2 separate regions of the Homo sapiens genome follow, and region 2 is linked to region 1. A link is a contact called in ENCODE Hi-C or POLR2A ChIA-PET data. All regions are on one chromosome and are shown on one strand. The core of a region is the stretch at or near the end of the contact, and the rest is flanking DNA. Distances in the headings are between cores, read along the strand shown.

Region 1 (2,606 bases), core at 48-2,547:
ATTGTCCTGTAGACTTTTCTGACGTCTAGATATTGCTGATTGCATTGGGTATTTAACATGTTCCTCTGTCCTGTACTTTTTGTAGATGGTAGTTCTATTTAGAGACTTTATCTGATTCTGTTTTGATTTTGGCCTCAGGCATTTTTAAATGGGTTGAAGGATCATATACTTTGACATTCTTTTGGTTTTAAGTAACAGAGAATTGAACTAAATATGCAAAATAGTGAAATTTGTTGCTTCACATAAGTGAAAATTCCAGGGCATATCATGGATTTTGGGCTCATATCATATAATCACATCCTGGTTTTTCTATTTTTCTGCTTGATACTAGTCTCTTCTGAGTTTTGGCTTCATTCTCCATACCTTCTCTGGTTCAAATCCATAGGAAATAAAATTGCTTTCTGGTGGTTCAATTTTGTGTCATTGGCACTCATTGGCCTGGCCTGAGTATGTGTCCATCCTGAACCAATTAATAACACTAAGGAAATATGATATTCGGATTGACCAGATTAGGGTGCCATTGTGAGGGTAGTTTCACAGGAACCACTTCAACTATTACTCAAAGACTTTTAGTCTTCTCCCATCACAGTTGGTTTGCAGAGATTATTTTACCAACAGAATTACTAACGACTTTCTACTATGTCTTTACATACAATAACCATTATTTAAAAACAGTATTTCCACCTAAGTGGAGATGAATAGATTACAGTGTGTTTTGGGTCTAGGGGGAGGTTCCTTAGAACTGTCCCCCAAATTTCTCTCTACTGAGTCGCAGTCACCTACTGTCTCTTATCGGAGAGGTGAGCTCTGTGGAAATAATGGCAGAGCTAAGTTTCAATACAGGACAAAGTGATATGCAAAGGTAGGGAGAAGGGGGAGTGGGTGGCTGATCACAGGCCCATAAAAAAAACACGCAAGACACAGGGTGACAATGCATTTACGGGGTGGGAACACTTCAGGTGAGGTTATCGTGTGGAAGAGCTCAGAAGTGGAACTTGGTCTACTTTACCAGGTTGTTTTTAACGTCAACTGCAAAGTATTAGTAGTTTCACTTTTTGGCGGTGACTGCCAGCATCAGAGCGCGGTAGAAGCTTCATGAGAAAGGTCAGGATACCCTGGACAGGATACAAGAATTCCGCGGACTGCCGCAGTCGACGGGTCAGACAGCTTCGCTCTGCCTGGCCTACCTACGAGTGGCAGAGGCTAACCGGAACCACGCCCCTTCCCGGGACCGGCTCCGCGATTGCGTCACTTCCGGGCCTCAGCGATTCGCCTCCGGGTTAGGCTGAGCCTCTTGCTTGCTGTGACTGGTGGAGCTGCCGCGCTGTCCGCGTTATCTCCTCCCGGTGAGAACGAACCGCAGTGTCCACCGGCGAGGAGCCAGCCCTGTCCCGGTCAGAGAAAGACGACGAGGATACCTGGGAGCGGGCGGCGGCCGGGCTGGGCCGCGCCGGTGCGGGCTGGCGACTCTGCTCCTCCGCTTGCTGCTGTCTCTGGGAACTGGGTGCCAGCGCTGAGGGGCTTCCAGCGGACAGGGACCCCCTTCCCCGGCTCCCCTGCCCACCCTGCCGGGGAGGGCGGAAGATGCCGGTGAAGAAGAAGAGAAAATCCCCTGGGGTGGCAGCAGCAGTAGCGGAAGACGGAGGCCTCAAAAAGTGTAAAATCTCCAGGTACCATCTCCCCCCACCCTTCAAGCTTCCCTCCTCCCTCCTTTGCTGGACAACTGGAGGAAAAGGAGTCGGGCCCGGCCTGCCGGGCTGGGGCTGGAGACAGGTGAGGCCCCTTTGATCGAGCTAGGCTGTAGGTGCCGAACACCGCGAGTCTCCGCGCCCGACCCGACCTCGTGTTCGAGTGTGTGCACGCTGGCGTTTATGGAGAGACTAGAAGAGCCGCCCACGTTAAGAGTCTACGTGCCCTGCAGGGTGGGGAACAGATGCATATGTAAATTGCGCTTCCCCCCACCCCCACCCCCACCCCACAACCGACCCTCGATCCCCTACTCCCGTATCGCTCCTCTGCCTTTTTCTAGACTTAGAAGTGAGTACATATCCGCAGAAGGGTCACTTCTAGAATTTCTTTGTAGAGTGTGAAGAAAGCAGAACATAAGGAATCTTGACAACTGTCTTGGGAATGGTAGAAAGGAAAACTTGTATGCTATAATTGGCCTCCATATTTAGTATTTGGAGTGGCCTAACCCGGAAGGTCCCAGCAGGAGGCCTTTTAAATTGCAGGAGCCCCATTTTCTGGAAGTATAGTGCCTCACCTATGCCAAGTCCCTGTGTGCAGAGTTGGAAAGGCCCTGCATGCTTTTTGTCTTCTAGCATTCAGGACGCTGTTAGCTCTCAGCATAAATTAAATAATTTGTGAGCTCTTGTACTCTGTCCTACTGGTAAGAAAGAAGACAAGGCAGAACTATATAGTAGTAGCTCTTTGATCCCCTTGTAGCATATCATGGAGGCATCACAGCAAAATTTATGCTACAAAAAAACTGCAATTTTGGTTTGAGAAATGGTTTTTTTGTTTTTTTGTTTTGTTTTGTTTTTCTGAGACGGAGTCTTCCACTGTTGTCCAGGCTGGAGTGCAGTGGCGCGATCTCCGCTTACTGC
Region 2 (2,606 bases), core at 58-2,557, 520 kb before region 1:
GTATTAAAAATAAAAGTTTAAAAAGATGAATGCAAACCATTGCTCTACAATGTCTGTATTTTCCCCTAAAGAACCATTCTATGCCATTCTCTGAGCCTAATTCATTATTTTCATCCTTCCTTCTAAAAATTACATTCTTAGCTATCCCAGTTAATTCCCAGAACTGTATCTCTCCCAAAGAAAACAGCCAGCAGCTGACCAATTTCTTACTCAATACTGTGCAAAAAGTCATTTTGGAGGCTCCCTTAGTAGAAAGGAAAGGTACTATGTATCCCTACTGTATTAGTCCATTCTCACATTCCTATAAATAAATACCTGAGACTGGGTAATTTATAAAGTAAAGATGTTTAATTGGATTATGGTTCCACAGGCTGTACAGGAAGCCTGGCAGTATCAGCATCTGGTGAGGCCTCAGGGAACTTTCAATCATGGCAGAAGGTGAAGAGGGAGCAAGCACTTCACATGGCTGGAGCAAGAGAAAGGCGAGGGGAGATGCTACACACTTTTAAAACAATGAGATCTTATGATAACTCACTCACTATCATAAGAACAGCACCAAGGGGATAGTGCTACACCATTCGTGAGAACTCTGCCCCCATGATCCAATCACTTCCCATCAGGCTCCACCTCCAACATTGGGGATGACAGTTAAACTTTAGATTTGGGCAGGGACACAGATTCAAACCATATCACCTACAATAACTCTTACCATGCTGTTGGCAAAACCAAAGGAGTCAGTAGAGTCTGGAAACATCTCCAAATATTATACAATTTTTCCATGAAGAGATATTGGCCAAGAGGCCAGAAAGGAAGGATATCTTAAATGCATCTGTAGATATTAAGATAATTGTGTGTATTATTGCATAACAGAGAGGGAATAATGAAGGCTAGAGGATAAACATGTTCACATAGATTCCCTGTTAGTGGCCTTTTTCCCCACGTAGGAGGGGAACTCATCCTCACAGAACTACACAGAAGGGAGTTTAAGGTGTATTTCTCAGGCATTGGATAAGAGGTTTTGAGGATAGCAGAGTCCAGGGCCCACTCTGTTGGCTTCCCATTTGCCTTAGTTATTAAATCATCACCTTTTGGTTCCAAACTCATTCAAGACTACTACTTTGCTTCACAATGAGGGCTGGGACTCAGAAAACCACATTTCTGTTTTGCCAGCTAGTCCTGTTAGACTCTGCCAGTAGGGGGACTGGGGAGGACTGCAAGGCTGGAGAAGGAAAGAGAACATGTTCTTTTCTGTGTGCTCCTGGTTTCCTGTGGTCTTCCCATTACTGTGAGTAACACCTCAGGAATGTTCTTCATCTCAGCAGCAACAGTTCCTAGTAATAACTGAATTGGTGTTTCCTTTTTCCAACACTTACAGAACCAGCTTCATCATGCCTCCCCACAAAACCTCCAGTACCAACAAAGCCATACCCTCTCTTTGGAGATCTGGGACCCCACAGGGTCCCTCCTTCAAGTTTGAAAGTGTTCATAGTTCTAACCTGTTACCTGTGTTCTTTCAGCCCCAGGGGTGGTAGCATAGCTGCTTCCTGCAGTAGCCAACTCTATAGCACCTAACTTTTCACCACTTTAGTTACGTATTGACAACTTACTTACAACCTACTTAGGGCATTCCTTTTCTTTTTTTCTTTTTCTTTTTCTTTTTTTTTCTTTGAGACAGGGTCTCTCTCTCTCTCTCTCTCTCTGCCAAACCAGGCTGAGAGAGTACAGTGGTACAATCATAGTTCACTGCCACATGGAACTCCTGAGCTCAAGAGATCCTCCCATCTCAGCCTCTGGAGTAGCTAGCACTACAAGTGCATGCCACCATGTGCAGCTAAATTTTTTTTAACTTTTTGTAGAGACGGGGTCTTACTATGTTGCCCAGATCCATTCTTTGTTCTAATAACAAGTGTGGTTTCTCTCTCCTGCTTGGACCCAGACTGATGTACCTCTGAAATGGTCGTTTCAATGAACAAATAGATACTTGGGATGTACCAAACGTTAATAACTGATTTTTTGGAGCTGGGTGATTCTGCTAAGCCATGTGGTACTTGTGAGTCACCAGCAGTGGCAGTGGCTAAAAAATGCTACAGTGAAATGGAGTCACACCACCTTAAAAAAGCCTTTCAAGTCATACAATATTTGAATTGTTTACTTACCCGTAACTACTGGACTGCAAGCTCTATGAGGTGAATGATGATGTCCTGTTGATAGTTTTATCTTCAGTTTCAATGTGTACTTGTTGAATAAGTAAATAAATGAATGAAAAATTTAAGCATTTAATGTAGTTTTAGATGATAGCAAATTTAACCACATATTCAAGGACCTCCTTCCGCAATAAAAGTTTAAAAATCAGGTTAAAATGGAAAAGAATCCCTTTATAAATTTAAGGGTGAACTTTCCACATTCCTTTTTATTCTACAATTTCTGCTCTCCCTCAGTTTCCAGACATCATTGTGAGCTCTTTAGGCCCTCGGTTCTTTCAACATTTTTAATTACCTTAAAACATCCTTCAACTCTAGCAGTCTTGGCAATCTTATTATCTCGAAGGGACAAGGAGCAAAGATTAGTAGATTAGTTGTTTTATCATTTAAGTAATGAGAATTTTA

Evidence for each region. A loop is a pair of places that touch in the nucleus more often than their neighbours do. ChIA-PET counts read pairs that join two places held with the same protein, here RNA polymerase II (POLR2A). Pooled maps may share reads with other maps.
Region 2: a loop to region 1 is called in a map of endothelial cell of umbilical vein, with 11 times the contacts of the local background. The contact joins the enhancer-like site here to the promoter of DCUN1D5 in region 1. A Hi-C loop is called at or near these places in 10 of 168 maps with a recorded cell type or tissue (CD4-positive, alpha-beta memory T cell, CD8-positive, alpha-beta T cell, Caco-2 and 7 more), 8 of 37 single-sample maps with no recorded cell type and 18 of 50 pooled maps. POLR2A ChIA-PET finds 5 or more read pairs at or near these places in 2 of 52 experiments (OCI-LY7 and Panc1).

The regions. Positions count from the first base shown.
Region 1 is chr11:103,090,851-103,093,456 of GRCh38, reverse strand. It overlaps DCUN1D5 (defective in cullin neddylation 1 domain containing 5), which reads left to right and starts at 1,297. Exons shown (of 8, transcript NM_032299.4): 1 at 1,297-1,670. The coding sequence starts at 1,585. RefSeq lists enhancers at 843-892, 963-1,012, 942-1,559, 1,560-2,177 and a silencer at 1,703-1,997.
Region 2 is chr11:103,608,237-103,610,842 of GRCh38, reverse strand. No RefSeq gene overlaps it. Among named protein-coding and RNA genes, the nearest start is that of MIR4693, 240 kb to the left of the region's middle. Within about 2 kb of position 1,307, at least 3 of the 41 ENCODE cell types and tissues checked have a DNase peak (open chromatin) inside an H3K27ac peak, as active enhancers do; they include endothelial cell of umbilical vein, where a contact is called at or near this core.